Linked DNA regions of Homo sapiens: all the other regions are linked to region 2. A link is an interaction called in ENCODE POLR2A ChIA-PET data of the cell type or tissue named here. Cell type or tissue: PC-9. All regions are shown on one strand. Links, peaks and the distances in the headings refer to the core of each region. The heading gives the core; the rest is flanking DNA. Region 1 has its middle 96 kb from the start of ACKR3. Region 2 holds the start of LOC105373949 (a long non-coding RNA gene). Region 3 has its middle 97 kb from the start of AGAP1.

Region 1 (10,930 bases), core at 2,705-6,704, 110 kb before region 2:
TCCACTCTTTCCAGCTGTTTTTGATCTGGCATAAGCATGAGGGTGAAACACGAGTGAGAAGGAACGGGCTTCAGGTTGATTTGGATGTTTATGTTATTTGATGTGTTATGTTAAAGATCATTTCCTAGCCTGACTAGGTTATTATTGAGTTTCTTTTATGTATATTAAGCCATTTCTCTTCCTGATGGTTAGTCCTGAATTTCCCATTTGCTCAATTTTTCTTTTTGCTCTGGAGAATTCTAGTAGAGCACACATTGTAATCCTATGACCGTAATTTCATCAAAAGTGGTAATTTTTTAAATGTTGAGGAAGCAGTGACCCTAATGTTTCAAGTCAAGCTACAAAGCTACCTTATTTTTGTTCTTACTGTCACTAAAGATACATCTAAAATTATAAAATAATTTCATGACAGTAGGTAAAGTAGAATCAGTTATTTTGGGAGACATTATCAATATTCAGCTGCAATAAAAAATTAATGGGTAAAAGCAATTCTGATGTATAATAAAGATTAACTTCATTTTATGAGGCAGGCCATTCTCTGGTTGAGAAGAATTGAAGAAAAATAAACCACCTTTCCCTCTTCTGGGAGATCAGAATCTAGCAGTGTTTGATGTAGGGTACAGTGTGTATTTTTTAGAACTCTCAGTTGAGTGCATTAGAGTTTGCTGCACTATTTTGCAGTCACCTTTTCTCTTATTTAAAGAAAAAAAAAGCAAACTAAAATATACTCAAACTCCCCTTTTGCCTTTTACAGAGCCAAAGTGTCTGGTTCTCCAGCCAAAAATGTTTTTAACCCTTTGGCATTTATGAGACAAGAGTAAATAAGGTATGTCAGAGCTCTGAGAGGGGGGTGGGTGCTACACAGGGGAGGGTGCCCTAGACTCTGGAATGCTGGAGATGACTCACACTTGCTTGCAAGAACTGTGGTTAAATCTGCAGGTATTGGGGGAGCTAGTTGACTTCACACTGGTAGTTTGACATTGGCCACAGTGGGAGTACTGACACCATGAAAATCGGCAAGTGCTATAAGTCAGGGCTCTTCCACCCCACTCACCCATGAGGTTAAGTGTCCAGCACATGGCTGCCTAGGCTAGAATGGAATACAGTGAGGAGGCAGTTACTCAGCCCTTCTCCATCACTAGGGACTCAGAGGGTAAAATGGGTCACTTCGGAGGAAATGCTTTGGAAAACAATAAGGCTTTGGAATGTAGGCCAGGGACTGCAGGGGGCTTGGTTGCTTTCTCATTAGCCTTTGCCTCTGGGATTCTCTCACTCACACTCTGGTTTTGTTGAGTTCTGGGACCAGGGACGTTTCTCTGCTCTGGGTCCTTTTTGTGTGCTCAGAATTACTCAGCATTTGGAACTGAGACAGAGACAAGAGCTCCTGGGACAACAGAAAGTCCTCAGGAGGTGTGAGTGGGGAAGCTGGTTCACACCCAGTCCCCACGCACACCCATGTGGGCCTCACAGTGAAGGTCCAGGTAGAAAAGCTTGAGGAAAGAGAACAGGGCAAGAGCTTGTTTAGAAGCAATCCTGTTAGTCCTAGCCACTGGTCTGAACATATAAAAGAAAATCAAGCCAAACAGATGTTTTCCTCAGAGGCAGCCAGTAAGGGAAGGAATTATCTCCTTGAGTTGACATCCAATGTTGGGCTCCGGGAATGAAATTTCACAATGCATTGGACGTGGATGGCATGGTCTTTCTTCCTGTGGATTTAAGAATTAGTTTCAATTTAAAATGGGATGCTTTGAAATCTCAGGTCAGACTTTCTCCTAAACTTTTAAACCAATTCACAGTTCTGGCCATATTTCAGCCAGCAATGAGGAGTCAGAAGGCTGGCTCTCAATTTTTTTTAAAAAAGATTTTGCTTCAGCCAGCCAGCCATTGATCTGAAGGGTTCTAAGCGATTCTATTTCATTTCATTTAAACATTGGCTCCTTTATTTCCTCCCTCTTCTCACCAGCTAAAATTACAGGAGACCACCATTTTCGGGTGGAAAGAACATTTTGTGAAGTTCATTTGCTAAGCTTCTGCTATGAACCCACTTGGCCAAAGAGGGAAATCCTCCAGGAATTCAGTTTCACCAACCCTTCCCTCCACCCCGGGCTGCCGCTCTTCCTGCTGCTTTCATTTTAAGGGGACTGGGCATTTTTGCAATTTTGTCTTGACCATCATCATCTTTTTATTACTCATGGGGAACTTTCAAAACACCAGCTCCTTTTTTAAAAGTAGTTTTGTGTTCTTAGTGGTTTCACAATCTGAACTGAGCTGATGATTTGAGAAAATGTGGGCAGTTCATGGAATCATGAATGGTTAGAACCTTTCAGTTGAAGGGGACCCTAATCAAACATTCTACCCCAGTGGTTCTCAGTCAGGAGGGACTCTGTTCCCCAAGGGACACTTGGCAATGTCTGGAAACATTTTTGTCACTGCGGGGAGGGGGTTGCTACTGGTATCTGGTGGGTAGAGGCCAGGGTGGCTGCTAAACATCCTACAGTGCACAGGACCACCTCGCAGAACAAATAATTCTCTGGGTGAAAAGATCCATAGAGCTAAGTTTGAGAAACTCTGATCTACCCCAAAATTGAAGCCCTTCCAGCATCAGAGTGGACAGCTCCAGGGAAAGAGCAGCTCAAGAAACTACTCATGGGAGCAGCAGCCCTAAACTGGGGTCGACCCACAACGTGATGAGTGGGTGGCGAACTGTCAGGGCGGCAAGGGACAGGAGACCCACGAAAATTCATTTGGGGAAAGGGAAGACTTGGATGCCCAGCAGTCATCTTCTATGCTTCACTGGGCATAAACATATTCATTCAGACATTAGGTTTGATCGGTATGATTCCAGAGGGCAGGTTTAGAAATGTTGGGGGGAAGCTATGGGGAGGTTGAATTTGGCTTGGTGCGGAAGCACTCATACAGTCTCACCTAGTGAAATTTCATAAGCTCCGCTGTGTTGGCTCTTGGTGAGTTCACAGTTAAGAAAATCTTGAGGTTTCATTCATGCACTTTATTTAATTCCGTCTCCAGCCTCCTGCTTAATCCTGTTCTTATGCAGTTGATTTTTTGGCACGAGTGAAGTTCACGCTGGGCTGGAGGGAGAAGTGGGGAGAGTGAGGGATGAAATTCCAGGAGCAGGCCTGTTAGACTCTTCAAGTCCACGAACGCAGCCTCCCTGGCTCTCCTCCCAGTTGGATTGGCTTTACGGTCCTGTCAGTGGGACAGGCTATCTTGGCCAAACATGTGAATCTCCCTGAATGGGAAAAAGAAAAGGCAGAACATTAACTTAAAGTTTAGGATGCATGTGGGGAATGAAGGTGTGTGGATGGCTTATAGGATATCACTTGCTCTCCCAGAAACTCTGGACTGCCCTGCAGTAAAAACACCAAACCTCCTGCGCTGGGCTGAGAAGGGGCTTGAGCGTCGCCTGGGAAAATCTTTGACAGGCTGCCCAAACCGCAGCCCTAATCACTGAGGCACGTGGCTGACATTTTAGCAAGCTCACTTGGACTCGGAGCTTTCACAGAATGGAGACAAGGGAATAATTTCACTTTGGAGGACTGCACTTCTTTCCTTTACACCTCCCACTCCATCCTTCTTGTTAGCAAATACCCTGGGTGGGCAGATGTCACAGGAGCCGGCGGGGATGCTGGTTTGCATGGCAGCATCCCGCGGCGGAATACCAATGGCACAGCTCATGCTCTTTACTGAGGGGGTGGGACTCTGGAATTTTGGCATGATTGTAGTTGTTGCTGTAATCATGTTTTACATTAACAATGTTTCTTTCATCCAGATGGATTCTTAAGCGCTCGACAAACTTTATTAAGTAATTACAACAAGTTATAGACATTTAATTTGTCTATCATTAGGCACAGTTTCTGGGTGAATCATGGGATTTTTTTTGTTTTGTTTGGCCACACACAGAAACAGGATATTGATAGGGGACAGAGTAGACCTAGGGCTGTCAACTGGGCTTGGAAGAAGCCTGTCCTTGGTCTGAATTGGAAAAGGCACTAAGGCAACAGCCTCCCGGTGCAATCGTGTGAGTGAAGATCGGTGCAATCATGCGAGTGAAGATCACGGCAAACTTGACAATGGAGAAGAGGATACAGAAGCATTTCACACATCCCTGGGTTATTATTATTATTATTATTATTTCTAAATGGTCTACAAAACCATATGGAATCTCAATTTAAATACAGGAAAAGGCCGGGCATGGTGGCTCACACCTGTAATCCCAGCACTTTGGAAGGCCAAGGTGGGCAGATCACCTGAGGTCAGGAGTTTGAGACCATCCTGGCCAACGTGGTGAACTCCCATCTCTACTAAAATACAAAAATGAGCCGGGCGTGATGGTGGGCACCTGTAATCCCAGCTACTTGGGAGGCCGAGGCAGGAGAATCGCTTGAACCTGGGAGGTGGAGGTTGTAGTGAGTGGAGATGGCACCACTGCACTCTGGCCTGGGCGACAAAAACAAAACAAAACGAAACAAAACAAAACATACAAACAAAACAACCAACCAAACAAAAAAACCAACAGGAAAAAAAGCACAGGACAGCCCATGGGTCTGGAAGGCAGAGGCTCAAGGAGTCCTAGTGCAAAAGGGGCTTCCAGGACCACTCAGGTGGGAGCCTTTCAACCTGTGCCTCCTCTGAGGGCAGCTCAGGGGTTCTACAGCAGGAGGGAGGTGATGGGTCACCAGGAGGCAGGGCTCTTGGTCCCCGACATCTCCTTCTGACTGGTTTCACATACTGCATTTTACTCAAGATTTCTGCTGAAGAAAGGGTACCACTGCTAAAGAAAAGAAAAATAAAATGTGCAAACCTGACTGGTCCAGTTCCTGATATTATATGCGATGACCAGAGAGGTTATGCAGGTAGTCTGGGGTCACATAGCTAATAATTGGCCAAATTGAAGTGGGACCACGCTCTTTGTACAGCCAGCCTGAGGTGCCACCAAAGACAGTGCCAATTTCAGCAGGAAGGAGAACTCCTTAAGGGGCTGCAGGACTGGTCTTCCCAGACAGCTGTCCAAAGAGCTGCCTTTCTCCTCTTCCTTTAGGTTAAAAGATGGCAGATGAGTCAGGGCGCAGTGACTCACACCTGAAATTCCAGCACTTTGGGAGGCCGAGGTGGGCAGATCACGAGGTCAGGAGTTCGAGACCAGTCTGGCCAACATAGTGAAAACCCGTCTCTACTAAAAAAAAAAAAATACAAAAAATTAGCTGGGCATGGTGGTGTGCACCTGTAATCCCAGCTACCCGGAAGGCTGAGGCAGGAGAATCTCATGAGCCTGGGAGGTGGAGGTTGCAGTGAACCGAGATTGCGCCATTGCATTCCAGCCTGGGCGACAGTGTGATACTCTGCCTCAAAAAAAAAAAAAAAAAAAAAAAAAAAAAGATGGCAGATGAGTCATGAGCGATATGAATGACGGGGTAGGGAGAAGTTGGTGCTTCTGTAAGATCAAAGGAGGGAGAGAAAACCAAGGATGGAATGACAGGAGCACAGACTGGAACTGCTCTGATGTGGCTTGCGTGGAAATTCAGCCACCACCCCAATGACCACGTGGCCACCATGACCACAAGACTCAACATAGCCTTGTGCAGTGATGCATCAGGCACCACCTGCGGTATCTCCCCCTTCCCACCACGCCCTCGGAAGTAGCCATTCTCATCTCCACTTTGCAGCTAAATTGGTGGAGTTTTAAAGAAGTGAATAATTTACCCAAAGACATGGCTTGAAACCTGGGGTCTCTCCACCTGCCCGCCCCACCTGCCCTGAGAATGTGGATGGCACCAGGCCTCAGCCACTGGGACTGTTCCCTACTAACCCGTGAGCTCTGTTATGGCAGCTCTCTCCTATTTATCCTCTTATTCCAAGCATCTGATGTAGTACTTGGCACATGGTGAGCACTTGATGAAGAGTCCTTTGAGTTTAATGGATTGCATCCTATTTTCCCTTCAAGACTGGCCTCAGCTGGTTGGAATCACAGTTGCACTGCGTTACCGTAATCTGTGTTTGTGTTTGCTCAGGGATGTATTTGCTAGAATGAAAATTCCTGCAGGCAGGACTTCTCCATTGTCTCATTACTCCTGGGAATATGACTGTGGTGGGCAGAATAATAGCCTCCAAAGATGTTCCCATACTAATCCCTGGGAACTGTGGATATGTTAGTTACAGGGCAGAGGGGAAGCAACATTGCAGATGAACTTGAGGTTGTTAAGCAGATGATCTTAACACAGGGAGGTCATTCTGGATTTTCCAGGTGGGCCTAATGTCATTATAAGGGTCTTTGAATATAGAAGAGGGAGGACGAAGAGTCGGTCAGGAGAGCAGATTTGGGGATGGAAGCAGAAAACAGCGTGATCTAACTGTGGGTTATGGAGATGGAAGAGGCCACAAGCACAGGAATGCAGGCAGCCTTGAGAATCTGGAAAAGGCAGGGACTGGATTCTCCCCAGAGCCTCCAGAGAGAGCAGAGTCCTGCTCACACGTTGACTTCAGCCCTGCAGACCCATGTCAGACATGCGGCCTCCAGAACTGAAAGATGGTAAATGTGGGTTGTTTTAGGCTACGTTGTGGTGATTTGTTACAGCAGCAACGGGAAACTGATCGAGGTCCTTGGTACCGTGGGTAACTCGGCTGCTAAGAATTCTCTGCATTCTCGGGAGAGCCAAGGCCAGGGTGGCTTCTACTGTCTTTTTTTGAGATAAGGTCTCGCTCCGTAGCACAGGCTGGAGTGCAGCGGCGCGATCTTGGCTCACTGCAACCTCTGCCTCCTGAGTTCAAGGGATTCTCCAGCCTCAGCCTCCCAAGTAGCTGGGACTACAGGTGAGTGCCACCACACCTGACTAATTTTTGTATTTTTTGGTAGAGATGGGGTTTTGCTATATTGCCCAGACTATTCTCGAACTCCTGGGCTCAAGTGATTGACCCATCTTGGCCTCCCAAAGTGCTGGGATTATAGCTTCTCCTGCCTTTAATGGGGTGAATTTTGCCTGTGATACCCACCTGCCCACAGGTGACTTCTCTGAGAGAACAGGTGTTAGGACGAGAGTAGTTCTGGTCACTGCCTCGGCTTACCCCAAGGATGGGCTGAGATGCAGGGAGGACCTCTCCGTTCACCTGAGCAGCCAGACAACTCGAGGTACCAAGAGGTTTGCCAAGCTGGGCACAGTCCCCTGTGTATCTTCCCTACCTTCCAACAGACTTTATGTATGTTTTTATACACAAATGGCCAAAAACCCTGTAAGAGACTGAGCTGAGGTGTCAGCACAAGTTCCTGATGGAAAGGTCCAGCATGTTTCTCTAAGTGAATACCCACTAGTTCAATCATTCATTCAACGAGCACCATTGGCCCCCGCCACAAGCCAGGCATCACGCTGGGGGCTGGGGGCTGGGGTATCAAGAGCACATCTTCATGGCACCACCCTCCAGGGGCCACAGCCTTAGCTGTCGCAGGCCAGGCAGGTCACAGGGAGGAGTGGGTGGCATGGGAGGGCTGGGGAGTGGAGGAAGATGACCCAGGCCCAGCCCCTTGGCTCCATCTGATGTTCTCCAAGCAGAGATACAAACCCAGGGCCTTTGGATCACTTTGGTTGTCAGGGGAAGCCAGATATCTGTATATCTTAAAATGTGAAAATTTAAAAAAAATTTCCAATTAAAATTAATCATAAAAATATTGGCAACTAATTGAATTTTTAAAAATAGTGAAGACAGAACATTTTTGGGAGCTGGATTCAACCTTCCAGCCACTGGTTGGGTGCCTCTGGGCTAGTGGGAACTGGTCTTGTTGAATCTGGATCAAATGGCAAAAGTAACCTGGGAGAGACGAAGGGAAGGTCACTGGAATGATTTGAGGCCACTTATCACTCAACCTTGATGGGGCTTGCAGACTGCTGTCTGCAACTACAATGTGAGGGTTAAATGTAATTACAGACAGACAGTGCTTTGTGGCTGAGAGTTCTTACTCAATGAGGAATTTCTACATTTACTGATGGAATTGTGTTGCTATACTTAGTAGAAAGAAAGAAATAACAGTTCAAGATGAAGGACATCTCTGTCTCATGCTCCATTTAAGTCTTCTCCTTAGGATATCAAGGATGAATCATTTTCTTGTAGGTTGAAGTTACAGTGGAAGTTTGGAGTGACCTGTAGGTCACGGCACACACTTGAGTAAATTTGCACACCCCGGGATGCAGGCACTGGGCTTTTCTATTGTGGTTCAGCCAGCCACACAAGTTGGTGGTGTTTAAATTCACTGTGTTCTTGGCAGAACCCAAACTCTGCCCACCTGGGGAAACTGCCCCTGTCATTCTGCTGGAGCTGGCAGCTGGAGGGGAGGTTGGAGATTTGGTGATAACTTCTCCGATATTCCATCTACGAGGAGAAGGCCAGGCAGGGAGCAGCTGCGACTGCAAATACCAGGCCACAGGGCAGCTTCTCGCTGGAGTGCAGAAGGCCTCTGGAGGGGCAGCTAGTGGTGTCCCCTGCTGCCTTCTGGGGCCTGCTGGGATTGTACCTCTAATGTCCATCTGGTCGGTGGGGCCACGCGATGAGTCCAGAGTTGTGAGCAGATGTGCATCATCTGGGAGTGGGGCATTTATTTGCCGAGGTAAGGCCCTCCAGGACCCTCTTTTCCCTGAGCCCAGTTTGAGATGGAGGCTGCTCCATCGACCTGGTTCTTGGAGTGGCTGAGAGCCCCAGCTGTCCCTCTGGGGACATGTGTCTAAGTGAGAAACACCCTCTTGTTTAGGCTGAGATGTGGGGCTAGGTTATTATACGGTATCACCTGGCATTTCCTGACACCTGGAGCCACTCCATCGCTAGCTGCTACTAACTCTCATGGGTCGGTGGTCCAGGTGATAAGGACCAAGACCTTATCATGCTCTGGAGCTCCTGACTTCTGTGCCCCAAGGGGCCTCTTTTTTATTTTTTGAGTCGGAGTCCCACTCTGTTGCCAGGCTGGAGTGCAGTGGCATGATGTTGGCTCACTGAGACCTCCACCTCCTGGGTTCAACCGATTCTCCTGCCTCAGCCTCCCAAGTAGCTGGGACTACAGGAGTGTGCCACCATGCCTGGCTAATTTTGTATTTTTAGTAGAGACGGGGTTTCACCATGTTGGCCAGGATGGTCTCGATCTCTTGACCTCGTGATCTGCATGCCTCGGCCTCCCAAAGTGCTGGGATTACAGGTGTGAGCCACCTCACCCAGCCCCCAGGGGGCCTCTTAATAAGCACATCCCAGTCCACACCCCCATCCCGTGTGGCTGCAGGAAGTTCGTTCTTCGGCCAAATTCCCCACCACACTTCTGGTCATCCCAGGGATGCCTGTTCCAAGACCATCCTGGCGGTCATGGTCACAGCAGCCAGCAGTCCCCCTGAACCTTGGCTCAGGGCCCTTGCAGACCCCCTCTGAACATCTCCAGGCTAATTTCTGCTACCTCTGAACCCAGCTTCTCCCCATCAGAGACACAACCATTTCCATTAATGACTCAAAGCCAAGCAAAGACAGAGCTTTCACATCTAACACAACCTGACTAAAGGCCAGGGCAGTGGGGAGCTTATGATGTGGGCAAGTCAGCTTAGCGAGGTCTCCCAGATCTGAGGACTCCTACTCCCAGATGTGCCTTGCTTAGGGTGGAACCTTCTGGCTCCCCTGGTACTCAGCTCACCCCTGCAGCTGTGTTTTAGGGACCTTCCCCCTCCCTCCCTGCTGGGGCTGCCATTGGCCACAGCCTCCTTGCCAGAGTCCATGACCCCCAAGTGCTTGGAAGGAGAACAGGGTTCTCCTTGTCCCCAAGGCTGGCTGCTCTCCCTGTCATGATTCTTTTCCGAGTTACGAATCTGCCTGCAACAAAGGCAGCCTTTGACTTTCTTTACTGAACACAAATAGTTTAGTTCTTGAATATCTCTAACATCCCCATCTTGGGAGAGGATTTTGGTTTTACCAAAGTTGAGTAGCAATCCGCCTTCAAAGATGAGCCCAAACTTCCCGCCAGAGAGGCGGAGGCAGCTGCTGCCACTTCCAGTTGGCATTTACCACCTTCCCGGCCAGCATGGTGCCCTGCACCCACAAGGAGCCTGGCTTGGAGCAGTGTCACTGACTTCTCTGTGTGCTGGCTGTCACCATGGCCTGGCCACATGTTCTGAGCCCAAGACGTCCGGTGGATCTGTCACACCAGTGTCCTCATCCCCAGGCTATGTGGCCATCAAGTCCAGGAGAGGCTCACTGTCCCTCAGTCATGTAGGGCTCCCTCATCCTGGAGAGGCAGCTGGAGTTCCTAAGGAGCCAGGAGTGGCCCAACTCAGGGAGCTACTGGACACATAGCAGTCACTCTCCCTCATGTCAGGCTAATGGGCCCACTGGGAGGGCTGGGGTCTTCATGGCACAGGATGCCATGATGCCAGGGGGTCTCGCTTCTTTCCTGTTCCCTTCAGTGCAGTCTTGTGCCCAGGCCTGAGGGCAAGCATCTGTCCTTGCTCTTCCGGACCCAGTGGAATTATCTGGACAGAACTCCTAGATCTCAGGGTGTAGAAAGGCTTGAAACTTTTGCTGTCCCAGCCTGTCTGTGGGTAGGAGGTAGAGTTCCTGGTTGTGGTCTTTGTGGCCAATCTGTCGATAATGGAGCTGCTGTACTACAGTGAGGAGATTTGCAGTGTCCCCCGGACACTTGGTTGAGTTTTGCTTGGACTTCCTTGCCTGGCCAGTCTCTCAATGACTGAAAGGATCATTTGTATGGGTCTGATCCTGGCTTCCCAGAACAGGTGAGAGGACATGGGCTAGTGGCTGCCAGGACAATGGCTGCAACACACATTATAAATGTCATCGAGCCACATCAAATCACATTTGGAAAAAAAAGGACAAAGATCATGTATGAAGTTTTGACCCAAAAATAGTCATGGTTTTCACTTGTCTGTGTTCTCTTGCATCT
Region 2 (10,930 bases), core at 4,246-8,245:
AAATTTCAGATGCAGTGTCCTAGCATCTATCATGTACAATAAATAACATGGGTGGACTCTTTGCAAACCACATATGGTTTCCACGTGCAGCATTTGTCTTCTCAGAAGCGGGATGACAACAGACCACACTTTGTCAGGCTTTGGGCCTAGCAAAGGTGCTTAAGGGGCAGAGTTTTCCCTTTAACTGCATAAGCCTTCCATTTGCCTTCTCTGATCTGAAGTAGCAGACTTAGGGCACATAGGTTACAGGGAGCTGACTTTTGCTGTGCAATTCCTGTGCCCCTGGATGTCAGATACTCAGGTGGCACATGCCCTGCTCAACCCAAAAGCTCGAGCAACATAACAGCTGAGTGGCTGCAACATAACAGCTATCTATTCCCCAGTTTAGGGACTTCGGGGTTGCTTTGAATTGTTCGAATTTAGGGTTGCTGAGTGAATTGCAGCAAGCAACAGATGCTGCAGTGTGTGTACGTGTCCATCTGTGATGTTGGAAAGGTGGGGATGGTTGATGTTGGTCATATCGGCACCCCTTTCCCATGCGATCTCCCAGATTATTCCAGACCTTGTTCAGGGACCTCCAGATGTTCCTGACAGGTGCCTTTCAGACACCTTAAGCCTCTGCTTTCCTTCTCTGCTTCTCCATTTCCCTCTGCAATGAGGCTAGGAAATCCATAAAAAATGCCTGCTCTTACCTCCAGGGTTATGTTGCTAAGTGACTCTGCCCTCCAAGTCACAAGAGCCAATTCCCAGGGCTTGGCCCATCTCCCTTACTCCTGCACCTTTTCCCTTGCCATCCCTGCCATAGCAGCTCCCAGGCACAAAGCTGGAGCAAAGGCGTGGGATGCCTTCGTGCATAAACTTGCCAGTTTCCTTTTCCCTGTTCATGTTGAAACTGGCAAGTTTATGCACCCAGGTGTTAGTGGAGGTGTTCTCTGTTTTGTTTGTTTGTTTGTTTTGGTCTTTGTTATTTTCAAAAGGAGACAGGAGACCACAAGCTTCCTGGCCAGCTAGGCAGAGAGGTCTCAGGCCTGGGCTGAACTCTCTGCACACAGCCATAGGATCTAGATACCTGGCCCTACAAGGTGTAGCCCTCAGCTGGCTGTGTGCAGACCCTCTCTCTGTACCTGCAACCTCCTAACCCCACCATGAAAAAGCCTCGTGCTGGAGAGATTGTGGTAGTGGGTACATCTGTACCTGCTAGTATGTGATTGAAGATGCATGCTGAGAAAATCAACTGGGAAAGACCCTCTTCCTAAAGTTTTCTTTCCAGAAAAACACCCTCAGGTGCTTGAGAGCCAGTTCCAGAAGTGATCATGATGCTGCACATACTCTCTAGTGGGCCTTTATTGCCAAAAAGTGACAGGCAGCTCATTGAGTGTCCAGCTTAAAGCGTCTAGAGATGTTGGCTGAGCTGGCCCTCAACGTTGGCTCTTTCTGGCTTTGGAAGTGCAGACGCTCTTGCCTGTGCCCTTTGTCTGTTTTATGGTTCCATTAAGTACATGATGGCTGATTTTATGAGCATAGCCTAAGATGACAGCACTGGGCTCTGCAAAGGCATTTCTTTAACTTCCTGAGGAGCCTTTATTCTCTGACAACCAAAGCCATTTGATCCCACCCTGCCCCCCAGCTCTGGGCTCTTAATCCCTCTTGTTTACAGTGAGTTTAATCTCTGTCATATTTCCCATTTAGCTGGACAAATCCCACCCTCCCTGGACTGAGCCATGTGACCACATCAGTTGGGTCCAGTGACAGGGGTTTTAAATGTGTCTATCTCTTGAAAGAACAAACAATCTTCAAAGCCTTAAACCCACTCCCATAAATAGTCTTTGAAGGGCATTTAAAGGCAAAACTTGATAAACAGGATCAGAGAACGGAGTGATGAGGACCACCCTAGCATAGAATAAACCAGGTTTTGAAATAAAAAATTAGTCAACTTTTCTATTCAATGTGTGTCTTATGAAAAGACTAAGACCAGTTTTATAACAGTTTTGCACTTAAAAAAGCAAGAGAAACTTGACCCATGTGGTTCACAGGTAAATATTAGGCTCACAGTACTCTGCCCCAGTGTGGGACTATCCAGACACGTGGGTGTTTGGGGCTGCCATTCAGGGACTCAGGACCATCAAGGCAGGTTAGTAAATAAACACTGCCAAGAATACTAGGCATCACTTTTGATGTTAGAAGCCCTCTGTCCATCTTAAGGCGGTATCATAGCAGCTGGGCTTCTTTTCTCCTGTGAACACTGGTAATTGGTTCATGGAACAAAGGAATATCAGAGACCTCCTTAACAACATGCTACAAAGCCCAGCAAAGAAGAGGGAGGGAAACAGAGATCGTAAACACAGCAATTACCCTTGGATGGATTAGTGACTCCTTTTGTTTCTTGGTACAAAAGCAAAACTGTTCTTACATTCGTTACTTGAATTTAACCCACCAAAATTTTTGAAAATTGTAGTAAAATACACGTAACTCAAAATTTGCCATTTTAATCATTTTTAAGTGTCCAGTTCAGTGGCATTAGCACATACATATTATTGAGCCAGCGTCACCACCATTTATCTCCAGAACATTTTCATCTTCCCATTCTGTACCCATTTCATCTTCCTCCCCACTCTGTACCTATTCTCCCTCCCCCAGCCCTTAGAACCCACCATTCGACTTTCTGTCTCTATGAATTTGACTATTTTAGGTACCTCCTGTAACAGGAATCATACATTATTTGTCCTTTTGTGACTGGCATATTTAGCAACATGGCTTTGAGATCCATCCATATTGTGGCATGTATCAAAATTTTCTTTATTTTTAAGGAAGAAAAGAATATAGACCACATTTTATTTATCTATTCATCCACTGATGGACACTTGGGTTGCTTCTGCTTATTGGCTGCTGTGAACATGGGTGTATCAATATCTGTTGGAGTTTCTGCTTTACTTCTTGTGTGCATATACCTAGGAGCGGAATTGCTGGGTCATATAGTCATCTCATTTTTAATTTTTTGGGGAATAGGCATACTGTTTTCCACACTGCACCATTTTATAATCCCACAGTAGTACAAAAGAAATGTTTTCCAGTTTCTCCACAGCCTTGCCAGCACTTGCTATTTTCTGTGTTTTTAATTGATAATAGTCATCACAATGAGTGTGCGGTGGTAATTCATTGTTGTTTTGCCTTGCATTTCTCTAATGATTAAGGGTGTTGAGCACCCTTTTGTATGCTTATTGTCCATTTGTATTTCTTCCTTGGATAAACACTCACTCAGGTCCTTTGCCTAGTTTTAAATTGAGGTTGTTTTTCTTGTTCTTGAGCCGTAGGAATTCTTCATATATTCTGGATATCAATCCCTATCAGATATATGATTTGAAAACATTCTCTCCCATTCAGTGGGCTGCTTTGTCACTCTGTTAATAGTGTCCTTTGATGCAGAAAGTTTTAAATTTTGGCAACCCACCAAGCTTTAATTGACATGTTCAGCACTCTGCTGGGTGCTGTGTACAACACAAGAAAGTTACAGGGTGGGGTTAATGAAACCGGGACCTGGATCCCTGGCCACACCAGGGAGGGGAAGCAGGGAGAGTGGTGTGAGAAATTAGGCCTCTTGGGTCAATAGAGGAAACCTGGTGCACAAATCCTGGATTATTTTTGTAATTGTGTGCTTGTGGGCTGCCTCCCTGTCTAGGCTGGGAGGCAGGACTCCCTTTGCCATCTTGAAAGCCTGGTGCCTGTCACTGGGTGCTTCTCCAGCTCTAATCAAGGAATGCACCATGGAGCACAGTGTCACATGACTAGACGACCATGGCATATGAAAGCAGTGGGCCCATGGGTCCATGACCTTGTGTCCGTGTCTGCACTGGCCATTAACCCCAGGGCCTCTTGCTGTGACGTGCCCTTGGAGGCTGTGAGATCTTCATACAGAAATTAGAAGCCCTGGAGGTCATGGGTTACACATCAAAGAATCCCTGGGTCAGGGGAAACCTGAATCACTGCATTAAGTAATTCCTTCCAGACACCCACGGCCCTTCCTGCCTTCCTCCTTTTAGACTCCAACTCTTGAGGTTGACCTATGGGCCCGTCCCATCCCAGCCTCTGGCCTGAGCCTGCTGGTGTCGGCCAACGTGAAGTTCAGCTTTGGAGTTAAACTTGCTGTCTTTGAGGTCACTGGCCCACCCAGGACTCAGCCACATTTCGGCACCAGCTCTGAGGTTTAGGGCGAATTTTCTGTCCCTCTTTCTGGCTGGTGCTCCCTGGGTGAGCTCCTAGATGATGCCAGGCTCAGGGCTGAGTGTCTTCATTTCAGAACCTCCACTCTTTCTTTGCCTCCCCAGGGGCATGGTGTCTGCTGACAATACAAAAATGCTTCCAATTCCAGATTTGCACCTTAACACAGAAACCTTTTCTCTTGGTATGGCACCGCATTGTGGAAAAATGGATTTGGCCCAAATACCTCTCTGACCCACACAGGTTTTCTCCACATTGTGGCAGGAATGAGGCACATAATCAGGAGCAGGCAGTGGTCACGTGGTGGGCTGGGAATGTCACCCAAGTGCCCCAGCTTCCCCAGGCTTCGATGATGACCTCTGTCTGCCTTAGAACCAAGTGACCAGAGTCAGGCCACTGATCAGCAGGACACAAGGCAGTGCAGTCCTCTCCCAGGGTGTCTCTCCCAGTGGAAGCCATGATGTTCTCTGCACCCAGGCAATGCAGGCTGCCTTCATCCCCCACCATCCCAGCCCTTCCTTCTGTGAGAGGCCCTGGCCTTTCTCTCTCCATGACTCCATGCTTTCTGTGCCAAATATTGGCTCTCTCAAGGCCTTATTATTCCCCTACCCCCTAGCATGAGAAATAGCTGTGGTTTTCAAAATATTTTTTTTTGTCCCAGATGAGCAGATGCCAGCAGAGCTCTAGATGGCGGGGGCAGAAGGAGGAGATTCCTGGAGAGGAAGGAGCCAAGGGGAATAGGGAGGGGCTTCCAGGAGCATCTGCAATAAGATGCTAGGTCCAGGGAGGGGCAGTGGGGTGGTTGGAGGGGAGATAAGGCTAAAAAGGGGGATCTGAAGTCTAGAATTGTCCTGTGGGTAAAGAAAAGTTCCTGCAGGAGGGACATGGGGCAGGGGGGCTTCATCAGGAAGTGCTGAGGGACAGGAAATCAGACAGAGATGGCAGCTGGGCATCCAGATGTCTGGCCCCAAGGCTCAGACAAGGGCAGCTAGGTAAGTGTTGGAGTCATCATGACTCGATGGGATCCATTCCATGGGACCATGGGTGCTATGAGAGCGGGAGGGAAAGGGTCTTACCTTCATATCTCCTATCCCAGCACAATGGCTTGGGATAAAACAAATGGCCACAATGAGATCCTGGGCCCAGGTTGGGGCACAGGATGAAGGGCAGAGTAGGACGGGCAGGGTGGAGGAAGGATCTCCAGGACCAGCGAAGGAGGTGAGCTCAAGGTGCTCACCATGGATGGTTCAAAAAGCAGTGTTCCCTGGCAGGTGGGCACTGACCTACCTGGTGCCCACTCCTAGGAGAACTGGGAGCAGACAGGGAGGCATCTAGAAACTTTAGGATGCAGTCTTCCCTCTGGTGACATTCGGGAACCAGCTCCGTGGAAGGTAATTAAAAATGGCCATCAGGTGTTTATGCTGAGCAAATCGAGGAACAGCTGGGGGGTGCCCAGCACCTTCCCCTGGGTGGGTTTATTGCAGATGCTCTCCCAGGGCAATGGGCAGGGGTGAGGTCACAAAATCGGAGATACCATCCTCCTCCCCCCACTGCTCATCTTCTGTGACTCTGGACAAATAAGAGCTAAAAAGATCCCCTTAGGTTGAAGGATACAAATTCCCTGCCCCTGAGTGTGTTGACCCTGGGGGTGGCTCAAACCTGATGAGCTGGGTCAGTGTGACAGGCTCCAAAGGCTGCATTCTCTCAGGGGAGAAGAATGTGAATGTGCTTGTTGCATCTGGTTTGGGCAAAATTCCTGTCTCTGTCTGCAGATGCCCTGCCTGGGTCGGGGTCTGAAAACCGCAGGTGGAGCAGACACTAGCTCATGGTGAGGCTGCATGCGGTGACTCAGGTCCCAGAGGAATCCAGGATAGCAGGCAAAAGTGTTCACAGCTCCGCCAGGCTCACCGTGAGGCTGCAGTGACTCAGAGCCCAGAGAGATCCAAGATGGTAGGTGGAAGCATGCTCAGCTCTGCCAGGCTCACAGTGAGGCTGCAGTGACTCAGGACTTAGAGGGATCCAAGATGGCAGTGCTCAGCTCCGCCAGGCTCACAGTGAGGCTGCAGTGATTCAGAGCCCAGAGGGATCCAAGATGGCAGGTGGAAGCGTGCTCAGCTCTGCCAGGCTCACAGTGAGGCTGCAGTGATTCAGAGCTCAGAGGGATCCAAGATGGCAGTGCTCAGCTCTGCCAGGCTCACAGTGAGGCTGCGGTGACTCAGGACTTAGAGGGATCCGAGGGACAGGTGGAAGCAGGCTCAGCTCTGCCAGGCTCACAGTGAGGCTGCAGTGACTCAGGACTTAGAGGGATCCAAGGGGCAGGTGGAAGCATGCACAGCTCTGCCAGGGTGGACCCAGGGCTGTGTGTGCTACCAGGGGTTCCGTTGGGAATTTACTAGCACCATATGGGGGTTCCTCAGAGAATTAAAGATAGAGCTACCATAGAATCTGGCAATCCTGCTACTGGATAAACACCTGAAAAAATGGAAACCTAGATCTTGAAGAGCTATCTGTGCCCCCATGGTCATTGCAGTCTCATTCCCAACAGCCAAGAGATGGAAACGGCCTAGATGCCCCTCCGTGGGTTAATGGAGAATGTGGTATATGCATACAATGGAATTTTGTTCAGTCTTAAAAAGGAAGGCATTCTGACACATGCCACAACATGGATGAACCTGGAGAAACATGGAAGAACCTGTGTGCTTGGTGGAATAAGCCACACACAGAAAGATATGCATTGCATGGAATCCTAAAATGAGGCAACCCCATAGAAGCAGAGAGTAGAATGGTGGTTGGCAGGGGCTGGGGGCTGGGGAAATAGGGAGATGTTAGTCAAGGGGTACAAAATTTCCCTTGTGCAAGCTAGGTTCTGCTGATCTAATGTGCAGCCTGGTGACCATAGGGAACAATATTGCATTGCACACTTGCAATTTGCTAAGAGAGTGAAAATTAATGTCTCAACACAAAAAGAGGCAACAATGTGAGGTGATGGGTCTGTCACCTGGCTTGAATGTGGTGATCATTTCACAATGTGTACATCTATCAAAACAACTAATTGTACAAATTAAATATGCACAATTTCTAGTTGTGAATTATTCCCCCAATAAAGCTAAAACAGTTAAAATAAGACACATTTCTTTCTTTCTTTTTTTCTTTTTTTGAGATGGAGTATTACTCTGTCACCCAGGCTGGAGTGTAGTGGTGCAATCTTGGCTCAGTGCCTCCACCTCCCGGGTTCAAGCAGTTATCCTGCCTCAGTCTCCCAAGTAGCTGGGATTACAGGCGCCCACCATCACGCCTGGCTAATTTTTTTGTAGTTTTAGTAGAGACAGGGTTTCACCATGTTAGCCAGGCTGGATTCGAACTTCTGACCTCAAGTGATCTGCCCACCTTGGCCTCCCAAAGTGTTAGGATTACAGGCATGAGCCACTGCGCCCTGTCTCTCTCTTTTTTTTTTTTTTTTAAGGATCTACTCCTTTCTTGTGAATCCACAATCCTGACAGCGTGTGCATTCCAGCTGCCACGGAGAAAGTGCTGGGTGCAGGGCCTGGGTTCAGATATAGAGTATTGGCCACCTCCAGGGTCCCCACTCCCTCAATACCCCTTTGGATGGGGCACCATGCCTGGAGGTGGGAGAGTGAGAGACAGGGAGGTGAGAGGGCTGGATAGCCCTCCTGGCTCTTGCCTTCTAGCAGGGGCAGCCACAGCCCTACCATGGCTGAGGGGAGCCAGCGCTCTCTGCTCTGGGAAGGGACTGCTTCCTGCCAGGTTCCCCTCTGAGAAGTGCACTTCCAAACCAAGTCCACAGGTGCCCCGAAAGAGACTATCCATGCAAGGGAGAAACAAGAAAGAGGATCTTTCCATTTCCGCTCCTCCCAGGTGGTGAGGATGTTCCAAGGCCAGCAGAAAATTTGTATTCCCCTCTGCAATGTCGGAAGCTCTGTGTCTTGCTATCTGCAATGATTTTGAGCTCTGTGAACAGAACATTTTCCTGCAAAGGGTGGGGAGCTCCTGACCCTCTGTACCCCTTTGCATCAAAGGGGACCGTCCCCTGATTCATGTGTGACTCGGGCCACCCAGTTCCATGTCCACAGACGGCATTCTGGTCACTTCCTTGCGTCGTTGTCTACGTGGAGTTCCTATCACTGCAACTTCCTTTATAATGAGTGAGATATCCTGGACGAAAGCATTGTGTGATCACGCTGCTGGGTGGCAGGTTTATTGATGTATTTCACCAACAGAAACCTTAGGATGGGATGCACTGGTCCAGCTGGTCATTTGGCTGGTGGTTGTGAAGATCCTGCCCCAGGGCTACCCCAGCACTTGGCCCTTTCAAGAACGGCTCGATTAGGACAGTGTTCCTGCCTCAGTCTTTGCTAAAGTGGCCGCCTCCTATGCATCTTTCATCACTCGTCTCAGGTGGCTGATTCTTCAGAAGCCTTTGTCCCTCCTGCTGACACTGCAACATATCTGTCCTCAGCACGACTTGGTGCTCAATTCAAACGTCTATGTCAGCACGCGAGTCCTGTGCTAGCTTCCTTGGACTGCTGTACTAAAATACTACAACTTGATGGCTTAAAGCAACAGACACTTGTTCTCTGCAGTTCTGCAGGCCAGAGCCCACAGTCAAGGTGTTGGCCGCACTCCCTCTGCAGACTCTAGGGGAGACTCCACTCCCTGTCTCTTCCAGCTGTGGGGGCTCCTGGCATTCCTTGGCTTGGGGCTGCACCTGCAATCTGCCTCATCTTCCTGGCCATCCCTGCTGTGTCTATGTGCTGTTATAAACTCTCTTTTAAGGATTTAGGGCCACCCTAATACAGGATGATAGGAGAAAGAAATCAGCTCAAACACCTCTCCACCGAGGGTGGCTGGGCTTCATCATCCCATCAGAAAAGAAGCAGGCACCTTTTCACCCAGTCGCCAGACCTTGTGTTTCTTTCTGGTGAGATTTGTACATGTTCTTTGAGCACATTTGGTGACACAGATCACCATCCAGAGATCCCCAGCCCTGTCCATGTCGGCACGGCTGGTCTCTTCCCTGGGATGGCTCCTGCCCTGGATCCACTCTAGTTCACGCTGTGCTTGATGCAGAAACCCACTCACGCCAGCTGTGCTGCCTCAGCATCTCCCAGGAGGAGACGGACACATCCCAGGGGCCTGCAGAAGGCAGGCCTCAGGAATGACAGGCCAGACATCGGAACACCTTTCACAGGCTCTCTCTGGACAGACTGGCGCTTGGCTTGGGAAGGGAAAAGAGGCCATCGATACCTCCTGGCCTTTTTTTTTCTTTTCTTTTCTTTTTTTGAGACAGAGTTTCACTCTTGTTGCCCAGGCTGGAGTGCAGTGGCACAATCTCGGCTCACTGCAAACCTCTGCCTCCCGGGTTCAAGCGATTCTCCTGCCTCAGCCTCCTGAATAGCTGGGATTACAGGCATGCTCCACCATACCCGGCTAATTTTTTTGTATTTTTAGTAGAGACTGGGTTTCTCCATGTTGGTCAGGCTGCCTCCTGGCCTTTTTAACTGTAAAGCTCTTAACGCTGACGAGGCTTGGGATCTCTTAGATCCAAACTGAAAAAATTCTGAGAGGTTTGCTGGCCTGGCTTGGGCCAAGTGTCCACCTCCTGGGGAACCAGCTGTGGCTGGGGGGCTGGAACCTGTCCTTCAATATCATGGGGATAAAAGGGGTGGGGAATGGGATGCTGTGGGGGCTGGGGCCTGGGGTGGACAGCACCGCGTACGCTTGCTCCTGGAGATGGCCACTTGGGCAGAGCTCCCTTCCTGGGGACAGAGAAGCCCACAGGCCATTCAATGCTAGTTAAAGTGTCAGGACTTGACAAGAGGCTTAGTATGAAGGAGAACACTTTCAGGGGACCAAGTCAGAGATAAGTCTGCAACCACAGCAATGGCCCTTTAGAAAGCATTTAAGAGGCCTGGTGCTTTTTGAGCTGCTTTGATGACGTGGCAATGGCTGGAGGGGAAAAGCAGCGGCACAGCTGCCTGCCATTGGCCTGGTCTTTTTCACTGTGCTCAGTGTTGTCATCACGAAGCCTCTCATGCAGCGCGATGTCAGGATGGGCCCATGCGCGGGTGGAAGGCATGTGGGGGCCATGTTGCCAGCTGCGGATGGACAGGCTTCTGATATCAGGCTGTGACAGCACTGTCATCTCCCAAGAATCCAGCATCCGTCTGCATGGATTGCATGCCATCCTTGAATCCACTCACTTGCCCAGCCCCTGAACCAACTGATGAATGTGGTGAAGTCTTCCCTTCGTCACCCCAGGTGCAGCCACAGCCTCTGCAGCCACCCTGGGGGAGAGACAGCTCCAGGTAAGCGCACCCGCCCCTGGTTACATGAATATCCGTGGTTGCGTTTCATAAATCTGGACTTTGGTGATGGGGGTGGTGAGGGGTGGAGTGGGGGTGATAAGGGGCAGAGGGGGGAGAATTGGTTCAAATTTATTTTTTTGCAATTTATGATGTTGTAGATCTACGTTCTATTGTATCAACAAATGAAGAAGATGGAATGTTCACTTCAACACTTTTCTTATTGTAGATGAAATATTTGCTCATGGAAATCATTTAGGAAATATAAAAACATGTAAAAAAGAAAATGAAAATCACTTGTAAAATCACAGTTAATCACTGTTAACATTCCAATGCATTTTCTCGGAGGTTTTATTCTTTATAGCATGGTTTAGAGCCATTTCTCAAAGCTG
Region 3 (10,930 bases), core at 3,715-7,714, 1.4 Mb before region 2:
GGAAGAGACTCTAGAGAAAGGATTCTTTACGGAGGTATGGGTAGGGCTGGGGGACCACACAGGAGATGGCGGGGAACCCCGAGACTTCTCACAGTGGGCAGTGCCACCTTCCCTACGACTAAAGGAGCAAGGAAAGGCAGGTGAGAGCTGGAACCTAGAGGAGAAGGCTGTCGTCATGAAGGGTCAGAGCTACTGTCAGAGGTGAGATGTCAAAGCAGGGGTGGTGGGCAGAAACACCCCAGCCTCCCTCTCTACCTCCCCTCCACCTTACACCAGTGCCTCTCATTGGCCAAACCAACCAGAAGCCAATGGGAAGGGGAGCCCAAGAGATGCAACTCAAGGAGTTAGTCTTTGGAGGCACAGAGAGGGCAGAGAGCAGCAAGAATGGATCCTGTTGGGGTGAAGCAGGAACCAGGAAAAAGCAGACCCCCTGTTTTCTAGCCTGACTCTGTCACCAACTGTAATAGCTTTGCCTCCTTGGACAAGTCATTTACTCTCTGTAGACTTTCATTTTCCTCACCTAAAAGTGAACTGTGGCATGGAAATCTACTAGTTACAGGATGATCTCTACCACCTATTTCGAATTTAATAATCTGTGGTTTTAGATACACACAGAAAGGTAGAAATATACAGCTATAGATATATAAAATATATTCAACACACTGCTGAGCCATATGTTTGTTTTCTGTAAATATATGAAATACTGTGAAGACGTGGCTTTCTAGGCATCCTCATGTATAAATATACCGACTGGGCTTCCCTTGGGACACACCGTTTAAAGCTGACTTCCACAGAGTAAGGAGGAAAATCAGCAAACCGCTGCGTGTTCTAGCATTTGGTGGGCCAGATTTCTCTGGGGGTAGAGGGGGCGACGCTCAAGCTTCCTCAGGATTTTAATCTTACGTGGACAGCTGTTGTAGAAAAATAACAAAGCTCGCGAAGCAAACTGCTCCCTAACGTGACAGTCTTCTCCTCCGACAAGCCGTAGATTTCCTGGCAAGGAAGGCAGACAATTAGCAACATCCACACTAGGAAGAGTTTTTGCAGAGCGAGGACTGCAGCAGTGATGGCGCCTGCCTCCCAGGAAGGGAATGAAATGAGGCATCTCCGCGCGCATTCCGGATCGGGCATCAGTATGTGACATCGCCAGCACGATGCTATTTCCATCTGTGTGACAGTCTAATAATACCTTCGAACAGAAACAGACAGCCATCGGCCACATAAGATACCACGATGCACTGGAGAATGTGCTGGAAGCCAGCTCTCCCTTGCCGCTGGGTGACATTCTCAGTTGTTAACCCGGCGGCCCTGGGCGGCCCTGAAGCTGGGGTTTGCTGCCTTGCTAGAGGTGCCTCGTGGCCTCCTGCCATGTGGACTTTGCTTTGCTTCCTTACCCCTGCAGCCAACGGTGTACCTCTAAGAAATGAAGACCTCCATCTGTATGAGTCCAAGTCCTCAACCAACCAGGAATCCACCCTAGGAAGAGAGGCTAAGTCCCCGAGACAAGCCTATGGCTGGAGAAAATGAACCGTTAACACTTTGAAACGCAGTACAGTGGTTTGACCATCAGCAGCAATGTCAGCTGTGACCATCGGGGTGAGAGATGGTAGCAGATTCAGAGACAAGATTAGCCCAAAATGGGAAGAATGGGATTTTCGAGAAGGTGCCTGGCAAGGCTGGTCCGCCAAAGGCTCTTCTTTTTGTTTGTTTGTTTGTTTGTTGTTATTGTTGTTGTTTGAGACGGAATCTCACACTGTGCCCGGGGATGGAGTGCAGTGGCGCGATCTCAGCTCACTGCAACCTCTGCTTCCCGGGTTCAAGCAATTCTCCTGCCTCAGACTCCTGAGTAGCTGGGATTACAGGTGCCCACCACCACACCTGGCTAATTTTTTGTATTTTTGGTAGAGACAGGGTTTCACTATGTTGGCCAGGCTGGTCTCGAACTCCTGACTACATGATCCACCTGCCTCAGCCTCCCAAAGTGCTGGGATTACAGGCATGAGCCACTATGCCCGGCTGGCTCTTCTTGTTTTAGAGATGGTGCTCATCGTGGGTACTGCAGCCTGGTTTCAAGACAGAGTTACCAGAGGAAAATAATGACAACTGATTAAAAGGGATTGGTTGTTAGTTCAAAAATAAATACAAGCATGGACATTTCTGGAATGATATACGGGTAATAGCCTACCCCTGGAAAATGACAGGAGTCCCTCAGGGGAAAAAATTGAGGTCCTGAGATAGGAAGAAGAATTTTGTCTTCATTTTATATCTCTTAGTTGTCTAAATTGTTGGCATGGGCATTATGACTTTTTTTTAATTAGAAAACACTCTTGTAAGGCACTCAACCACGCCACAGGCTCTGGTCCTCAGGTTTTCAATGAGAAAGCCGTCACCACAGAATAGTTTTCAGAAACTCTGCGATGTCTGCATGTTACACACAACCCTGGGGAAGGTGCGATGAAAGGGTTCAGTTAGAAGTGATAGAATCTCGCCTGGCGCGGTGGCTCACGCCTATAATCCCAGCACTTTGGGAGGCCGAGGCAAGCGGATCAGGAGGTCAGAAGATCAAGACCATCCTGGCTAACACGGTGAAACCCAGTCTCTACTAAAAATACAAAACATTAGCTGGGCATGGTGGTGTGTACCTGTAGTCCCAGCTACTCAGGACACTAAGGCAGGAGAATCGCTTGAACTCAGAAGGCAGAGATTGCAGTGAGCCAAGATCGCACCACTGCACTCCAGTCTGGGCCACAAAGTGAGACTCCATCTTGGGGGAAAAAAAAGAAGCTGTAGAATCCAAATAAATCAAATCAAAAGGCGATCAAACATCAAAAGAAAGGCCTCTCTCTATGTACTGACATGCTCAGTTTATAGTGGCAACCAATGACATCCAAAGAGGGCAGAAGGTCCTGCGATGGGGTCAGCTGAACAGGAGAATGGATTTTCTCTCGCAAGAGAGTACGTTATTGTGGGCAGTGCAGCTCCTGCCGGCTCTTCCTGTTCATATGAGGTTCCCCCTGGTAGGTCCCTTTCGGTTTCAAAGCCTTCCATCAGCCCCTGACATTCTTCCAAAGAGTGGAAAGACAGCAGAGGAGACCTCTGGGAAGGCTGTGCTGACATGGTTTGGCTCTGTATCCCCACCCAAACCTCATGTTGAATTTTGATCCCCAGTGTTGGAGGTGGGGCCTGGTGGGAGGTGATTGGATCAAGAGGGTGGTTTCTAACGCTTTAGCCCCATCCGTCTAGTACTGTCTCACGATAGAGTTCTCACGAGATCTGGCTGTTTGAAAGTGTGTGGCACCTCCCCCTTCTCTCTCTCTCTCTCTCTCTGGGGCTCCACCATGGTAAGACGTGCCTGCTTTCCCTTCACCTTCCGCCAGGATCGTAAGTTTCCTGAGGCTTCTCTAGAAGCAGAAGTCTGTACAGCTCGCAGAACTGTCAACCAATTAAACCTGTCTTCAAAGTAAATTACCCCATCTCACGTATGTCTTTATAGCACTGCAAGAACAGACTAATGCACGTATTGACCTCAGATTTGAGTATTGTCAGGCATTCTCTCCACTACCTTATGACTCAGAGTTGTTACTCATAAGGGTGGAATTTAAGGCTTACAAAAGCCTTGATTTGGAAATACTCTACCATGACCATTTCACCTCTGGACCACAGTCCAGATGACCTGTGCTCTAAGGTTGTTCTTGACCTTTCGTTTCATGTTCATATCGGCCTCTTTCCAACATCCAGACTCCATCCTTTTTTCCAAGCTCACAGGCCATAGCTCCTGACCTAACTGTGGAACTTAATCACATTTTCTCCCCGAGTTCAGATGCTACAACTTCTTGAACCAAAAGTTCTAGGTCACCTGTCTTTCCCCTAGCTCCAGCTAATCTTGGCCAAGAAACTTCACTGGATGTGAATTAGAAATTTTAAGTAATTCAAATGCGGAAAAAATTCTGAAAAAAACTTGCAAATGGTTGCAAAACCATGCAACCATTAGTGCATGAAAATTACTAATACTCAAAATATTATGTATGTTCATTATGAACCAAACTATTGTCTCAACCAATTTGCTTTCCATTGACCATTTTGCTTTCTCCCAAATGGCTTTCTGGCAAATTGTTTTCAACTATATCATTTACTACCCTGTCCGTGTCCCAGCCAAATCTTCACACGACTTTGTCATGTCACTCTTTTGCCCAGAACACTGCCTCCCCCACCAGTACCCCAGCTTTCCACTCCTACATCTTCCCAATCACAAAACATCCATCTACACCTGCCCTGCCTCAAGCTGGGGAAAGGCACCTGAATGCATTTCTTCCTGTGACCTATCATTCCTGCACCTCTCTTCCAGCCTTGTCATAAAAACTCTGGTTACGTCTCCTCTAAGCTTCCTGTAGCCAGTGCCCATTCTACCAGTCCTCTGTTCAACGAATAATTTAATTTCTCTCATTTTGGGGAGTATAACTTAACTCTCTCCTCTCCAGCTCTACAATTCTGAAGATAAGCATTGAGGCACCACAACACATGAGATATACCCTCATGTGCAGGAAGCCACATGCAATATCCTTCATCCTACAAAACCTTTCACAATTTGGGAGGCAGGTCCTAGAAACTGCTTTCTGAAACTACATTGAGGACAGCCCTGTAGGTCATCACCACCTAACAGAGTTTTCTTCCTCTCTGGTCTGTAATTTTTATTTAGCTTTTGGATTTCTCTCCATGAATTGAAAGCTAGAGAGTGAAAGTTGTAGAGAAAGAGAGAAAGGGAGGTAGAAAACTAGAGCACTGGAGTATCCTAGTCATAGAATTTCAGATGCATCAGCGATCTGAAACATCATTATACAAATGCACAAATTATCTTTCTTTTTTTCTTTCTTTCTTTTTTTTTTTTTTTGAGATGGAGTCTTGCTCTGTTGCCCAGGCTGGAGTGCAGTGGTGTGATCTCGGCTCACTGCAACCTCTGCCTCCCAGGTTCAAGCGATTCTTCTGCCTCAGCCTCCTGAGTAGCTGGGATTACAGGCATGCGCCACCATACCTGGCTAATTTTTGTATTTTTTAGTAGAGATGGGGTTTCACCATGTTGGTCAGGCTGGTCTCAAACTCCTGACCTCGTGATCCACCCACCTCGGCCTCCCAAAGTGCTAGGATTACAGGTATGAGTCACCACGCCTGGCCCACAAATTATCTTTCTATCAGCCTCTACTTGAAGACCTGTGAAGGGAGGAACTCATTTTCCCATTTTAACACTCCTATGCTTTGATTCCTCATGTCTCTTTCTTCTCTTTTTCACACTCAAAATGTCTGTATTTTTTTGTTGTTGTTTCAGGCTTTTCCTCCTCCTTATAACAGACACCTTTTCTTATTAACTCTAGGCTCCTTTTACACATTTTGTCTTTATTTCTACAATAAGTAGTATTAGTGAAGATTATTTTACCTGTTAGCTACAAAAACCTACTAGCTTAGACAAAAGGGAGAAGTTATTGGAAGAACACCGTGACAGTTGATGCAGTAGAAGGAGAGGTTAATGAACGCCCACATGGGACGATCAGGTTGCAAAGCAGCTGAAAGTACCAGAGCTGGGACTCCAAGTGTGTGTGTCTTTCTCATTCTCCCATCTCAGGCTCATCTCTGCTTTCCAGCCTTATTCCCTATCAGCCTAAGCTGGCTTTCCCCATGTGGCTGGAAGTATGGTGGCCAGCACCTGCCACATGTGATATCTTGGGTCTCCCATCATCAGAGACAGACTCCACCTTTACAGGTGCGGTGTGAGAAGTCCCAGGGACTTTCAGATGTGCTGAGCAGCCTGGCTTGGGTCAGGTTCTCAGACCAGATCCATCAACGTCGACCTGAGTCAATGAGTGTTAGCTCCCGGCTCTGAGTCCTCTAACCGTAGGATCTCAAGCCCACCCACACACTGGAAGGAAAGTGCTCTCACCAGGAGAGAGATGAACAGACAAAACAATACTTCCCTATGTAAGTGCACATTCTATGTAATAATAATAGCTATGACCACAGCAGGGAATATTGGCTGGCTGAGTTGGGCCAGATTCCTGGTGTAGATAATAGTGCCTGCCATTTGGATTGTTTGCACCTAGAATTATATTCGTATAGGATGATCGGCAGATAGTGGCCCTCCCCACGAAGATATTCATGTCCTAATCCCCAAAACCTGGGAATAGGTCACATTACATGGCAAGGGGAAATTACGGTTACTCATCAGCTGATCCTAAAATGGAGAGATTGTCCTGGATTATCTGGTAGCAGCCCCTGAGTGGGTCTAATGTAATCACCAGGTTCTTTAATGTGAAATAAAGTGGCCAAAGAGTCGGAGTCAAGATGTGTGATGTAAGAAACATGAATTTGGATGATTCTGGCTTTGGAGATGGAAGAGGACCACAAGGTAAGGAATGCCAGTGGCCTCTAGGAGTATGAAAAAGGCAAGAAAACAGATCAACAGATTCTCCCCTAGAGCCTCCAGATGAAAAGCAGCCCTCCCAACACCTGATCTTAGCCGTGAGATCCATTTTGGAATCTTTCTATATAAGTTCTATAATAAATTTGTGGCTGGGTGCAATGGTTCATGCCTGTAATCCTGGCACTTTGAGAGACCATCGAGGGATGGTTGCTTGAGCCCAGGAGTTTGAGACCAGCCTGGGCAACATAAGGCGACCCCATCTCTACCAAAAACAATTTTTTTTTCATTGGCCAGGTGTGGTGGTGCATGCCTGTAGTCCCGGCTACTCAGGAAGTTGAAATGGGAAGATCTCTTAGGTCCGGGAGGTCAAGGCTGCAGTAAGCTGTGATTGCAGCATCGCACTCCAGCCTGGGCAACAGAGCAAGATTTTGTCTCAAAAAAAAAAAAAAAAAAAGTAAAATAAAATAATAAATAAATAAATAAATGTGTATTGTTTTAAGCCTCTGAGTTTGTGAAAATTTATTACAGCAGCAATAGGAAACTAATACAAGCCATTCTCCCATGCCTGCGTGTTTCCAAAAACTTATGCTCTACCCCATTAATATATACAATTTTGTCAATTAAAAATATACAAAAATACCAAAAAAAGAAACTAATGTGCATAGTAGTGAGGTTATAAAGGGAAGGTTTTAGTTCGGAGAGAAGGGTCATCATAGCAGATAAATGAGGGGGAGCAGCAGTTCCTTTCTGCAGCCTTCGGCCTTTGAACTAGGTTTGGGGCCCTGTGTTAAGAGGGTTTGGGCTGGGTGCTGAAGGAACTGCTTTCATGAAAGAACACTGTGAGTCTCTGAGCAGAACAGAGCATTGAGAGGTGACATGACAAAGCATGTACAAAGCATGAACGGGGGAAAGGCCCTTCTCTTTACCTCTCTTCTGAACCAGTTCCACTCTTGACTCACAAAAAGCCATCAGCTTTAGAGACGCCTGGAGGCAGCATCCTTGGCATGCACATGTGCCCAACATGATGAAAACCACCAGCCAGGGGAGCTGTGAGGTCTTGCAGGCAGCAGTAGCCAACAAATAAGAGCCAGAGCAGAAAAGAAAAAAAAAATGAGTTGGATGCATGTACACAAAATACTGCAGACAATTACAGGAGCTGCCCATGGAGTCCTTCCATGAAGCCAGTCCAAGACCCCAGAGTAAGAAGCACTGGGACTATCCTTCCTTGCATTTTCCCATTAAACCTGCTCAGTTCAAGAGGACATGCACATAAACAAAATAAGGAAAGCTGTGGGCATGCTATGACCATCACACACTCACTCTGACTTTCTTAGCTTGTTATGACCTTGATCTCATGCTCAGCTCCTGTACTCTTAATATTTCTTTGTTTTATTTTTCTTTCTTTCTTTTTTTTTTTTTTTTTTGGAAACAGGGTCTCACTCTGTCACCCAAGCTGGAGTGCACTGGTGCAATCATGGCTCGCTACAGCCTCAAACTCCTGGGCTCATGCAATCCTCCCACCTCAGCCTCCCAAGCAGCTAGGTGATATGCTTTGGATTTGTGTCCCCACCCAAATCTCCAAACGTCCAGTTGTAATCCCCAGTGTTGAAAGTGGGGCCTGGTAGGAGGTGATTGGATCATTGGGGCAGTTTCTGATGGTTTAGCACCATCTCCTTAGTGCTGTCTCGTAATAGAATGCTCACAAGATCTGGTTGTTCAAAAGTGTGTAGCACCTCTCCCTTCTCTCTTGCTCCTGCTCCTGACATGTAAGACAGACATGCTTGCTTCCTCTTTGTCTTCTGCCATGATTGTAAGTTTCCTGAGGCCTCCCTAGCCATGCTTCCTATACAGCCTGTGGAACTGTGAGTCAATTAAACCTCTTTTCTATACAAATTAGCCAGTCTCTTTATGGCAATGCAAGAATGAACTAATACAGAAAATTGGGACCAAAAGTGAAGGCATTGCTATAAAGATACCTGACAATGTGAACGTGACTTTGAAACTGGATAACAGGAAGAGTGTGGAGGGCTCAGAAGACAGGAAGATAAGGGAAAGTTTGGAACTTCCTAGAGACTTGTTAAATTGTTGTGACCAAAGGCTGATAGTGATATGGACCATGAAGTCCAAGCTGAGGAGGTCTCAGATGAAGATGAGGAACTTATTAGGAACTGGAGCAAAAGTCACCTTTGTTATGAGTTAGCAAAGAGGTTGGAGGCATTGTGTCCCTGCCCTAGAGATCTGTGGAATTTTGAACTTGAGAGAGATGATTTAGGGTATCTGGAGGAAGAAATGTTTAAGCAGCAGAGCACTCAAGCTCAGGCTTATATGCATGAGCAAAGAGATGATCTGAAACTGGAACTTAAGTTTAAATGGGAAGCAGAATGTGAAATATTAGAAAATTTTCAGCCTGGCCATATGGTAAAAAAGAAAACCCCATTTTCTGGGGAGGAATTCAAGCTGGCTGCAGAAATTTGCAAAAGTAAAGAGTGGTCAAAGGTTAATAGCCAAGACAATGGGGAAAATGCTTGGAAGGTATTTCAGAGATCTTCACAGCAGCCCCTCCCATCACAGACCCAGAGCACTAGGAGGGAAGAATGATATCGTGGGCCAGGACCATGACCATGCTGCCCTGTGCAATCTCAGGACACTGCTCCCTGTGTTCCAGCCACTCCAGCTCCAGCCATGGCTAAAAGGGCCCCATATATGTCTCAGGCTGCTGCTCCTGAGGGCACAAGCTACAAGCCTTGGTGGCTTCCAAGTGGTGTTAAAGCCTGCAAGTGTGTAGAGGGCAAGAGTTCATGCTTGGGAGCCTCTGCCTAGATTTCAGAGAATGTATAAAAACACCTGGATTCCAAGCAGAAGTCTGCTGCAGGGGTGGAGCCCTCACGGAGAACCTCTGCTAGGGCAGTGTGAATGGAAAATGTGAGGTTGTAGCCCCCACACAGAGTCCCCACTGAGGCACTGCCTAGTGGAATTGTGAGGAGAGGGCCACCATCCTCCAGACCCCAAAATGGTAGATCCTCCTACAGCTTGCACTGTGTGCCTGGAAAAGCTGCAGACACTCAATGCCAGTCCATGAAAACTGCCCTGGGGCTGTACCCTGCAGAGCCACAGGGGCAGAGCTGCCCAAGGCCTCAGAGCCCACCCCTTGCATCAGTGTGGTCAGGATATGAGATATGGAGTTAAAGGAGATTATTTTGGAGCTTTGAAATTTAACGACTGCCCTGCTGGGTTTCAGACTTGCATGGGGCCTGTAGCCCCTTTGCTTTGGCCAATTATTTTCTTTTGGAATGGAAGTATTTACCCAATGCTTGTATACCCATTGTTTTTATTTTACAGGCTCATAGGCAAAAGGGACTTGCCTTGTCTCATATGAGACTTTGGACTGTGAACTTTTGAGTTAATGCTGAAATGAGTTAAAACTTTGGGGGACTGTTTAGAAGGGATGATTATATTTTGCAATGTGAGAAGGACATGAGATTTGGGAGGGGCCAGGGTGGAATAATATGCCTTGAGGTAGAATTGGCTCTGTGTCCCCAACCAAATGTCATGTTGAACTGTGATTCCCAGTGTTGGAGGTGGGGCCTAGTGGGAGATGATTGGATCATGGCAGTGGTTCCTTATGGTTTAGCACCATGTCCCTAGTGCTGTCTCATGATAGAATACTCACAAGTTCTGGTTGTTTGAAAGTGTGTAGCACCTCCCCCTTGCTCTCTTCATCCTGCTCCCACCATGTAAGACATGCTTGCTTCCGCTTTGTCTTCTGCCACGATTGTAAGTTTCCTGAGGCCTCCCCAGCCATGCTTCCTGTACAGCCTGTGGAACTGTGAGTCAATTAAACCTCTTTTCTTTACAAATTATCCAGTCTCAGGTAGTTATTTACAGCAATGCAAGAATGGACTAATACACTAGGACTATAGGTGTGTGCCACCACACCTGGCTAATTTTTTTATGTTTAATTTTTTTTGTAGAGACAGAGTCTCACTGTATTTCCTAGACTGTTCTCAAATTCCTGGGCTCAAGCCATCCTCCTGCCTCAGTCTCTCAGAGTGTTGGGATTACAGGTATGAGTCACCACACCTAGATTTGATATTTCAATATAGTCCGTCAACATTTATGCATAGAGTTTAAACATGTGATCCTCCCATCATTTGAATCTTGGCTTTTTCCAGTGTTGCCTTTAGGGAGAATCCCTCCCCTCTCCAATACAATTCCCTGTCCTCAGACTCTTGATTGGTGTCCTTGTCAGGCAAGCCAAGCCTTTGCAGAAAATGGGGATTTGAAGTAAAGAGTAGACTTTGACCCAGATCCTTGTCACTAACCCAATTCCCGAAGCCATTAGAAGGAATGGGAAAAAAATCACCCACATTTAAAACAGCCTACAACTTTCTCCTTCTCCAGCAGTGACTGAAATTACTTAAATGTCTAATTTTAATTTGATACATTTATCAGTACTTCTTAACTCTCATGAACTTATTCCAATCCTATTATGCAGAGATGTAGATTCAAATACATCTCTAT

The links. ChIA-PET counts read pairs that join two places held together with the same protein. Peaks named below come from ENCODE experiments on the same cell type or tissue, not always from the same donor. Only the 100,000 strongest peaks of a DNase experiment are listed, where the experiment ranks them.
Region 1: POLR2A ChIA-PET joins it to region 2 with 5 read pairs; 5 of 35 experiments call an interaction of 5 or more read pairs at or near these places.
Region 3: POLR2A ChIA-PET joins it to region 2 with 6 read pairs; 1 of 35 experiments calls an interaction of 5 or more read pairs at or near these places.

The regions. Positions count from the first base shown.
Region 1 is chr2:236,660,305-236,671,234 of GRCh38, forward strand. No RefSeq gene overlaps it. Among named protein-coding and RNA genes, the nearest start is that of ACKR3, 96 kb to the left of the region's middle. RefSeq lists an enhancer at 858-1,534. In PC-9, for the core only: no CTCF peak of the experiment used is centred there; DNase peaks (open chromatin) are centred at 5,037 and 5,397; H3K27me3 peaks cover 838 bases.
Region 2 is chr2:236,764,089-236,775,018 of GRCh38, forward strand. LOC105373949 (a long non-coding RNA gene) reads left to right here and starts at 5,064. Exons shown (of 5, transcript XR_924026.3): 1 at 5,064-5,207; 2 at 10,246-10,541. RefSeq lists enhancers at 9,809-10,309, 10,310-10,810. In PC-9, for the core only: no CTCF peak of the experiment used is centred there; a DNase peak (open chromatin) is centred at 6,043; H3K27ac peaks cover 2,430 bases.
Region 3 is chr2:235,391,101-235,402,030 of GRCh38, forward strand. No RefSeq gene overlaps it. Among named protein-coding and RNA genes, the nearest start is that of AGAP1, 97 kb to the right of the region's middle. RefSeq lists an enhancer at 3,023-4,222. In PC-9, for the core only: no CTCF peak of the experiment used is centred there; no DNase peak of the experiment used is centred there; H3K27ac peaks cover 336 bases.